Linked DNA regions of Mus musculus: region 2 is linked to region 1. Evidence: chromatin loops called from intact Hi-C (ENCODE). Cell type or tissue: heart. All regions are shown on one strand.

What was found. Peaks named below come from ENCODE experiments on the same cell type or tissue, not always from the same donor. Only the 100,000 strongest peaks of a DNase experiment are listed, where the experiment ranks them.
Region 2: it touches region 1 in a loop (8-fold over the local background); 2 of 42 quality-filtered maps call a loop at or near these places.

What each region holds. Positions count from the first base shown.
Region 1 is chrX:135,567,753-135,572,752 of GRCm38, reverse strand. No RefSeq gene overlaps it. Among named protein-coding and RNA genes, the nearest start is that of Nxf7, 29 kb to the left of the region's middle. In heart, a CTCF peak has its summit at 3,106 (motif pointing left); no DNase peak of the experiment used is centred here.
Region 2 is chrX:135,795,119-135,800,118 of GRCm38, reverse strand. It overlaps Gprasp1 (G protein-coupled receptor associated sorting protein 1), which reads right to left. Exons shown (of 11, transcript NM_026081.5): 5 at 3,783-3,977; 6 at 3,082-3,170; 7 at 2,490-2,566; 8 at 2,255-2,331; 9 at 2,025-2,096; 10 at 1,646-1,728; 11 at 1-1,371. The coding sequence starts at 1,059. Among named protein-coding and RNA genes, the nearest start is that of Mir1970, 11 kb to the right of the region's middle. In heart, a CTCF peak has its summit at 2,786 (motif pointing right); a DNase peak (open chromatin) is centred at 3,978; H3K4me3 peaks cover 1,692 bases; H3K27ac peaks cover 1,637 bases.

The DNA of each region.
Region 1 (5,000 bases):
AGGAGAGCTTCAGTTCATCTTCAGGGAATCTAAGTATTTATACTTGCAGGGTCTGAGTCTAGTATTGTGTCAGGTGGGAGGGGTTAACAGTGTGCTGTAAGTCACTGGGAGAGAGTCTTTGTAGTCATTTGCCTGCAGAACACAGGGGAGAGGGAGGGTAGCCTCTCCTGTTTCCTAGGTGCAGGTTAAGACCAATGTACTGGGAAAACGGCATAGACATTTGAAGGTGAAGAATCGATCTGAACTTCCTGGTGTATCTCAAACAAATAGCGACAGGTTACAGATTGTACATAGCAAATGAAACTACACACTGACTTGATAATTTGTAATTGGGAGTCCCTTGTAAGCTGCCATTGGGGAAAGGTTTCTATATACGGCAGAAAAACCAGAACTCATAAAGGAAGCTGGTGGGAGTAATGACAGATGAATTTATATTCTTACACACAAGTCTGAGAAAGTAGCAGAAAGGAAATTGAAAATTCAAGAGAGGCACCGGGCAAAGAGAGAATGTGTATTGTTCATATCATGTTTCTGACATACAACGAACGGAGCTGTGTACAGGATGCAAATCTGATAGTGGCGATGTGGTGATGGAAGACTATAACAGCAACACTTGAAAAACCAAGAAAGGCAGGAAGATCAAGAGCTTCTGGCTAGCTTGGATGACGGTGTGACCTTCTAGGAAAGGAAAGTGCTAGGCCAAAGGAACACACAAGGAGCCCAGTGTCAGCAAGAGAAACATGGAAAAGCAGGTGGCCTCTGAATGTGTCAAATAGACCAAGCCCAGTTTCTAGGAAGGCAAATGCATGTGTTCCAGCTGCTGAAATGTGGCATTCTTCCCTCAGTGTGGTCCCTTCTACCCCAAGTCTGCTCACTCTGCCTATCTTTGCAGAGGACTCTCCTCTCACTCATGCAGACAGCATATGGAATAATGGTCGAGCTCCCGTGGAAGACAGTATTCTGCTACAGGGAGTGTTCAATATATAACCAAAGGGAAGTGTCCAAGAGGTAACCAAAGGGCAGAGTGTCCAAGAGGTAACCAAAGGGCATGTGTAATGTTCTTTGGCCATGTCCTTTCAAGTTTCCCTGAGGTAGAGATTTAATCCCAACACTTTGAAAACCGAGGCAGGGGGATCAAGACTTTACAGAAATGGGAAGAACAGGAGACCAAGAGTGTCTCCACTGGTGTCACTAGTGATAGTATAATGTCAGTGTCTCCATGCACCAGCTGATTTAACCAAGAGTCAGGCACACAATGTGTCACTGGATAGTCATAAAGCACCAGGAAGCTCGCTGTGTTCCTTTGTGTTGTGCCTAGGAGATAGTGAGGTTTCAGAATTCTCAGCAACCTACATATGAATATACTGTGTGACCTTGATCCAGCTATTCCACTCCTTGGCAGGCACATGTCCAAAAGATCCAACATCCTACCCCACGGATATTTGTTCAGCCATATTCCTTACCACTTGATTCACACTATCTAAGGCATTAAGGTAACACCCTTAATGTCCTTCAGCAGATCCACGGACAATGATGATTTGGTACTTGTTGCGTGCCGTCCAGCAGCTCTCGAGGAATGGGGTTTGGCTGAAGTGGCAGACTGGAGCTGAAAGAAAGGGAACTAGATGGACGAGAGAAAGAAGGGAGCTAAGACAACAAATGTCCTGATCAAAGCTCAATTTTACTATTCGGAGCACCGGGTTATGAAGAAGTGGGGAGGGGCCCATTCCTGCCAAATCATCCTTGGAGTCCAGTTGCAGGTGACCACGATTTGTCTCCGGAACAGCTAGGCAGCAGGTAGTAGCAGGGGGAGTGGCAGATGGATAGGGTGGCAGGCTCCACCCCCATGCTCTCCTAGTGCTAACAGTCAATCCTGATCAGGCTGAGTTGGGGAAGTTACAGGTACTTGCCTGCTAGTACTGAATACTGTTCAGCTGGAAAGAAAAATGAAATCATGAACGCTGCAGCCAAATGGTCTGAACTAGAAAAGAAAGGCATTGGGTGAGGTAGCCCAGACCTAGAAACATGAATGCCACAGGTTCCCAATTGTCTGTGGTTCCTAACTCTAGAGCCTTGGATGTGAGTATATGTCTTGGATTACCATAGAAACCATGAAAGCATAAAGGACCATAGTGCTGAACATGCAATATGAAAAGGAAACTTGAAAAAAAAATAGGGTGAGCTTAAAGAGGGAGCAGACATAAATAGCAATAAGGACACTTGAGATATCCACAGTGCACTTATTATTTTATATTTACAAAACATTACATGTACATATGAACATTCATTTTTTAAATAAAATTCTTCCTCTAAGAGCCATAGACTGCTGAAAAATAAATGCACAGTACCAGGCATGAATAATCTCCTTTCGAGTTTTTGCTCAGAGGAGTCCAGGAGACGGCCACAGACAATATGATTTATCATCACTCCCCTTTTTTTGCCTCCCAGAATTTAAGAAAAGCCCATATTGTTGAAGACACCTGGCACTTTGGACATAGGGCTGCGAGGACTCAAGCTAGGTCTGACTAAAAGCATCCTCCTGTGGGTCTAGCTGACACAGTATCAGAAGGTGCTATGCAAGTAGCCACGTGCAGAAAGCAATAACCCCAGCATTGTTGCCTATGAATCTTAACAATGACCAGCATTGTCCTAAATGTGCAATAGCGGCATTTAAACAGCATTTTCCTAAATGTGCAATAGTGGCATTTAAATCATGGGGAAAAGCAGCAATTGGACTGACGGCTTGATCAATAGGAGACAGATCACATGTGCTACTAGCCAACTACTCTTGTCCTTTGAGGTTATGCCCCATAAAGGAGAACATGCTACAGGCACTTTCTCCTGTTTCTCTTGGTTCTTCTTGAATCAGGGTAATTCCTCACTGCTTTCCAAATACTTATAGCCACAGACAAGTGCTGATATCGCTACTCATTAAATATATCCTCTCTTCGGGTGATGGCAGCCAAAGACATGGCCCAGCAGTTCAGTGCACTGCAGCTCTTCCAGAAGACCTGTATTCAATGCCTGAGCTCCAATATGTTGGCAAACATCTCTGTGAGATTGCAGCAACAAGGGGTCTGCCTCCCTCTACTGGCATGTTAGGGAACTGCATGTCCATGCACAGAGTACAGAGACCTTGGTCCAGGCCTAACTCCCATGCACACAAAAAGATAAAATAAAACAAAACCTAAAAAAAATTAAAATGTAAATTGTTTTTCTTTCACACAGAGACCATTGCTGAAATCTGTAGTGCTCCAAACTCAGAGAAAAACTTATTTTGGTTGCCCAGGCCAAACTGATACATCCACATACAACACAACCCTAATATGCTAGGCACAGAGACCATAGTGGGAGAGAAGGCAGAAAGTGTAAGATACCAGGAAGGTCTGGTGCAAGATTGGACCTTCTATCCATGTCAGGGAAGCTACACCCACAACAGCACTAAGAACACACAGCAGGTAAGAGGCTATCAATTTTTAGGAGGAACAGAGGTGACAGGACAGGGGTTGGAGAGAGGAGTGGGGGATGGTGCAACTCTCCTTTAATTAAAAGAATTTAAAGACCTAGGTACAAAGCAGCAGAGCCAGATCTAGAGAACACAACCTGTTGTGAAAGAGAAAATACACACTTACATTCTGCCAGTCACAAGCAATGGCCATCCCCAGCAGAACTAGCAGTTAGCAACGGACAAACCCAAGAAGTGCAGGGCAGGCAGCAGCTGACAGGAAGCACAGTATTATCCCAAAGAGCCACACATTCTCCACTGTTTCTGTTTGCCAGAGTTTCAATTCCACCAGATGGAGCCAAGAGGTCTCTCCCTTGTGTTCCTTGGGGAGACTGGGGTAGGTGGATACCTTGGTGGCAGAGAATCAGAGGAGAGAGGCTGCACAGTGTAGAGATACAGAAATGCACAACGCATTGAGACCTCCAAGCTCTGTCTGTGTAATGGAAGCCATCTTGGGGTCTCCAGAGAACACCCCTGATGTCCCTCAGTGCTGAGAATTGCCTCCCACTCAGGCAGCAAAGTGTATAAATACATTCTGGAAGTTGTGGGCACTCAACAAGAAGGTGGGCAGGAAGAGACCTCTAGCCCTCAGAGAAAAGGACACCACATATACATGCCAACCAGGTTTAAACAGGTTTAAACTGGACTTGTGGAGAGCCAAGCCCATTCAGCAGCCTGGGCTCACTTCAACAAACTGTGTGGGACAGAGTAGCAGTCATTGCTTATAGTCAGAAAAAGTTTGTATGTAGAGATTGAGTAAACTGTGACACATACTAAGGAAGGGACCTGTCTGTCAACAGATACACGCTAGAGATGTGGGAACCAAGAAAACCACAGAGAAGAAACAGCTACCAATAGATTCGATACAAAACCAACTGTTAGATGTCCACAGTGCATGACTGGATGGAGACTGTCAGCAGACACATACAGTATCCTAAAAGGAACAAAATGAGAATTTCACTGGAATGCTCAAGGTCTCTTTATGAGCTGCTGCTCACACTCCAAATCTAAGAATCACACAGGCTGGTGGGTGGCTTGTGATGATGTGGTTTCTCTCCACACAAGAAGCCAGGAGCTGTATATCTGTCTCCACAAAGGAAAAGGAAAGAGCTACTGGACTTAATAGGTGAAGAGTATTCCCAATCGCTCCATTTGCATCAGAGGAGGAACGGAGGAAAATTAGAGATTCTTGGGGGTGGAATCAAGAAGCCTGGTGGACAAGTCATAGAGCACTGTGTTCACCACTGCAGTCCTGGAAGTGGAGAAGAGAGAAACTACCAGGAAAGCATGCGTATAGTGTATTAGGTGTGGGTGTCTGTGTGTGAGTGCATATGTTAGGTTTGTGTGTGTGTGTGTGTGTGTGTGTGTTAGGTGTGTGTGTGTTAGGTGTGTGTGTGCATGCATATGTTAGATGTGTGTGTGCATACATATGTTAGGTGTGTGTGTATGAATGCATATGTTACGGGTATATGTGTGCATGCATATGTTAGGTGCA
Region 2 (5,000 bases), 230 kb before region 1:
GGACTCTTTCTTATTTGTATCTATAGCTCCAGACATGGCATCACTGCAAGCTTCTCGCTTGGCCTGCTGCCTGGCCCTCATATTGACCCCTTTCCTGGCTCTGGGTTTGGATCTAGATTTAGCCTCTTCTCCAGACCAAAACAAAGATTTTGTAGGATTTTCACATTCAGACCCAGAAGTGGATTCAACACGGACTTCTTTCTTAGACCTAAACCAGGACCTACTATTGGGCTCTTCTTTGGGCTTAGACCAGACTTTGGTCTTGTCTTTGGGCCAGAACCAGGGAGTTTTACCAGACTCATCCTCAGAATCAGAACTGGAAATATTATAGAACTCTTGTTTGTTTTTGTGCCTAGGCATGGTATTTGCCTCTTGTTTGGCCATATGCCTGAACCTGTTATTGGCCTTCATGCTTTTCCTAGGACGAAATCTTGTACTGGCTTCATCTCTATTCCAAAAGGAGGGACTTCCTGAGGGTTTATCTGCCCATTTGAAATCGGAATTCTCATAGGCCTCTCCTTTGGGGACAGGCCTGGCACGGTACCAGGACCCCATATTGGTTCCCTCCTCTGAGCCATAGGAAGGCTGGAATCCAGCTGGAGAATTAGCCTTTTTGGGAATACTCTCAGTGTCCATATTAGCAAGTTCTCTATCTACAGGCAGGCACTTAGCTTGAGCAACCATCCCAGAATCATTACTGAGCAGTGGAGGGTCTGCAGCACTGATCTGACATTGCTTTCCCATCTTTGACATGGACTCGCCACGAAACTTATTTGGGGCCCACACTTGGGCATCATGCTTGGATCGAGCAATAGGGATTGCCTTAGGTTTACATTTGGCATATGCCCCACCTGGTGTACTGGTTTCACCTTTAGGTCTTGCTCCAGGGGTACCCTTAGGCTTCACTTTGGGCCTTGCTCCAGTCATGATTTGTGTCCTAACCTTGGGTCTGACCACCAATGGGGCTTCAGGCTCTACTTCAGCAGCATTAGCATTCTCATCCCCAGGCTTATTTTCAGCCTTTGCCTGGGCACCAGGCTCAACCTCTGCCCTAGTCATAGTACAAGTTCAATCAAGTCTACTGTATATGACTTAACAACAGTGAGCCTTCACTAGAGATCTGTTACAGGATAGCTCTGCACGACGATCTTAGATAAGTGAGGGTATGAGATTACAAAGAATTAGCCTGAAATGACAATTCAGCACTCAGTGAGGCTCCTACCCAAGCAGTCTCAGTCAATAACACAGATACACTGCAGAAGAGCTGAAATCAAGCTGGAGGACGATGGACAGGTCCTGGGTGAGTGCAGACCTGATGATTGCACTGGTCAGCAGCAACCTCAGCACCACCAAGCAGCCACGGCAGGCGACCTAGGAGAGAGAAGCACGGGGAAATCAGGCCTACGCAATTCTGTTGCCTCCTGGAGAAACTTACAAAGAGACGCTGGTGCGTAATGCTGAGGGGAAGAGCTCAGCCATGAGAAAATCCCTGTGTTCCTTTTGCCTGCTGGGAAACAGGTACAGAGTCCAGGAGAAAGTGCACACACTAGCAATGGACAGAGAGGGGATCCCCAAGTCTCACAGTAGTCACTCTGGGGTGATTGAGACTACCCCACCTAAAAGTGAACCCCTCTCCCATACCCACCTTCACAGATGTGGTGCAGGTCTCCCCTCTTCTCTGCGTTCAAGTGGTGTTAAAGACCAACAGCTGACTCACTGCAGGGAGTCCTACAAGTGCATAAAACAAAATGGAGTCTCAGTGCTTGGAAGATGGGCACAGATCCCTGAACCCAAACAAACAACAACAAAACCATGCCTGCTTCTGTCTAAAGTCTCTGTTCCCTGGTCTTCTCCTGCGGGTCATAGTCTAACTCACACCTACCTCAATATTCTTAATATCCCTAAAAGGAAATAAAGGATGCCACACCATTGAGCAAATTAAGGGGGCAGTGATCTGAATTTGGTTAGAATCTGAATTTGCCTCCTCAGTGGCTGGCTCCTGCACTGCCCTGAGTCTCACCAACCTCCAAGATCTGAGACAGTCGCCTTGAAGCCTTCTTCCCTTGCTTGAAGAACTGACCAGCCTTAAAGCAGGACTGTGGACAAAGACATGAAAATGTCTGACAATCAGGAAATGATGGCAGCAGCTTTGTGCAAATTAAGGGGACAATAAAGGCATCGGGCACCCTCTTGGGTTAGAGCAATCTGAATTTGCCTCCTCAGTGGCTGGGTCCTGCACTGCCCTGAGTCTCACCAATCTCCAGAGATCTGAGACAGTCGCCTTGAAGCCTTCTTCCCTTGCTTGAAGAACTGACCAGCCTTAAAGCAGGGCTGTGAACAGAGACATGAAAATGTATGACAATCAGGAAATGATGGCAGCAGCTTTGTGCAAATTAAGGGGACAGTAAAGGCATCGGGCACCCTCTTGGGTTAGAGCAATCTGAATTTGCCTCCTCAGTGGCTGGCTCCTGCACTGCCCTGAGTCTCACCAATCTCCAGAGATTTGAGACAGTCGCCTTGAAGCCTTCTTCCCTTGCTTGAAGAACTGACCAGCCTTAAAGCAGGGCTGTGGACAAAGATGAAAATGTATGGCACTTATATGATGGTAGCAGCTGATCATGTTATGAATGTCACCAAGGATATGAACCAGATCATGTGTCTTTCAGCATTTAGGGTCCTACTGCTGGAACATTCTAGATTTATTTAGCCTGGCTGTAGGGCTCCTGAGGTAACACCCACTTCCTGATGTCATCCTTTAGTCCCTTCTGCAATGTTGAAGATCCGCCACTAGGTGGCCATATTTCCCTTCCTTGCGCAGCAAAAAATGGGGGAAGGGCGCAGCACATTCTAGAAACCAGGTTCTGAAGTGGTCCTTGGATTTATGACTCCGTCATCATCCCCAAACCATCTTTTCAGACCCCAGATTTGGGAGGGAGGGGAAAGGCAGTGTGGAAGGTACCTACAAGGTTGTGAGAAATGAGATTAGGAGACACTAATGGATATCCCACCTGTTCTGGCCAGTCACCCCACCCTTTTTGCATCTCCACTCACTGTCTGGTGCCCATCCCCATTACTACACACCTCCAGAAATCCACGCCATTTTCCTGTTCCTCTTTTCTCAAGCTTCTGGTCTATAGATGCTCACCGTGGCTTGCCAGAATATGCCAGACCTACCATGCAGACAGGTCACTTTCCATCAATCAGAAGCCTGTGGGGAGTGACAGCACCCAGGATGCAGGGTACCAGGGCCCCTCTCAGGAACCAGTTCAGAACCTAATAGCTGAGGCGACTCACCACCCACCAGCTGAGCTGGCCCCAATGCTGGACACTTGCCCCACACCCACACCTGTGGGCTTTAGCCCCCACCCCCACTCCAGTATGGCCGGCCATTTCTCTTGCAGCCGCCTTCCTCGGACCTGTGGGCTCCCAGATGCCCCCCCCACCCCCGCATCGCCATTTCAACAGCAGCCGCCTACCCCATAACCCTTATAGGGCCCAGAGATTACGGAGGGCCGGGTATGGGCGCTCAGAAAGCCAACTGCCAGGCGGTCAGTAGGCTGTGCTAGTCTGCAGATCATCACACCCAGCAGCAGCTCCATTCAACCCTGGTGCCTGGGGCTCCGCAGGGGTTCCCGCCTCCTCCCCACCACGGTCTGGGGTCTCCGGGCACCGCGCACACTCCAGGGAGCAGCTGCGACCTCTTTGCCTCCACTGGACTGTCAGGGCCAGGCAGTTGTTTGCAGTGCGCGACCGCCCAGAGCCCTCGACACACCCCCACTTGCCTGGCCAGGCGCACGGCCCAGGTCCCTGGGCTCCCCCACGTCCGACTCCTATTCCTGGGTGTTCTCTGTCCTCGGCGGATCCTCTCACTGGTCTTTAACGCTTTGCGCGCGAGTGGAATGGCAGAGATGTGTCCTGTCCCCACGCCTCTGCACCAAACAGGCAGGGGCTGCGTAGACTGCGGCAAGCCAGCTCGCCTGGAGGGTGTCGGGAAGGGGGCGGAGGGATACTGCGCACGGGGCTCTACGCCCCCTCCCGAACCCACTGTAGTTCCGACTCGGAGTGGGCGGGGCCAGACAGCCCCACTCCTCTTGGAGGGGTGGGTTGCACCGGTTAGGCGTCTGCAGACCCCTGTTCACCCTAACCAGAGACCACCACCACTTTTTTTTTGGCGCCACAACAGTGTGTGGGATGGCTAAGATCTAGAGTCTATGAGGGTTTTGGGGAGGGGGGGACTATAGGGAGGAGAAGGTCTGCAGTTAGGGAGCAGGGGGGAGCAGCGGAGGGATACTGAGTGAGAACCTTGATACATCTGTATTTCAGAACGAGGCTGGACAGTGCCTGCCCCTCCCTGTACTCCCTCTTTGCTTCCCCCTCCTCTGCCTCCTCATATGACGCCAATGGAAGGGGAGGGGGACTGCTTGTACTGCAGCCTGAGAGGGGACAGGTGACCTAGCAACAGCCAGCCAGCCAGTAGGTTCCTGTTGATTCTCCCATGTTTTCTTTTACTGGTTCATGCAACCATGAAGGGAGGGCACTCCTGTCTCTATGGAATCCAAAGTGGGGCCTCCATTACATTCCCCACCATTGCCCCTCTTCCAAAAGGAAAACCAAACTACACCTTCTGGCCTAGTAAATCAACCACAGGTTTGGGCCAACAGTCAATTCTTTGTGCCACAGTGTGTGTGTGTGTGTGTGTGTGTGTGGTGGTTGGGGTGTGTGTGCCTGCGTTCCCCCATGTTTGTGCGTGTCCGTTTGTGTGTATGGTGGTGGTGGTGGTTGGTGTGTTGGTGTGTGTGTGTGTGTGTGTGTGTGTGTGTGTGTGTTGTGTGATTCTAAGTAGCAATACCTCTCTGGGGAAAAAAAGGGGAGTGTCATTAAGCACAAACTAAGGCTATTGCGCTTGCCCATTTAGAGATTTATTTAAGCACCTACCCAGTGTTTCACAGAATAACAACCCATGATACATAAAGATGTTATTTGGCCAAGGAAAACTGAGG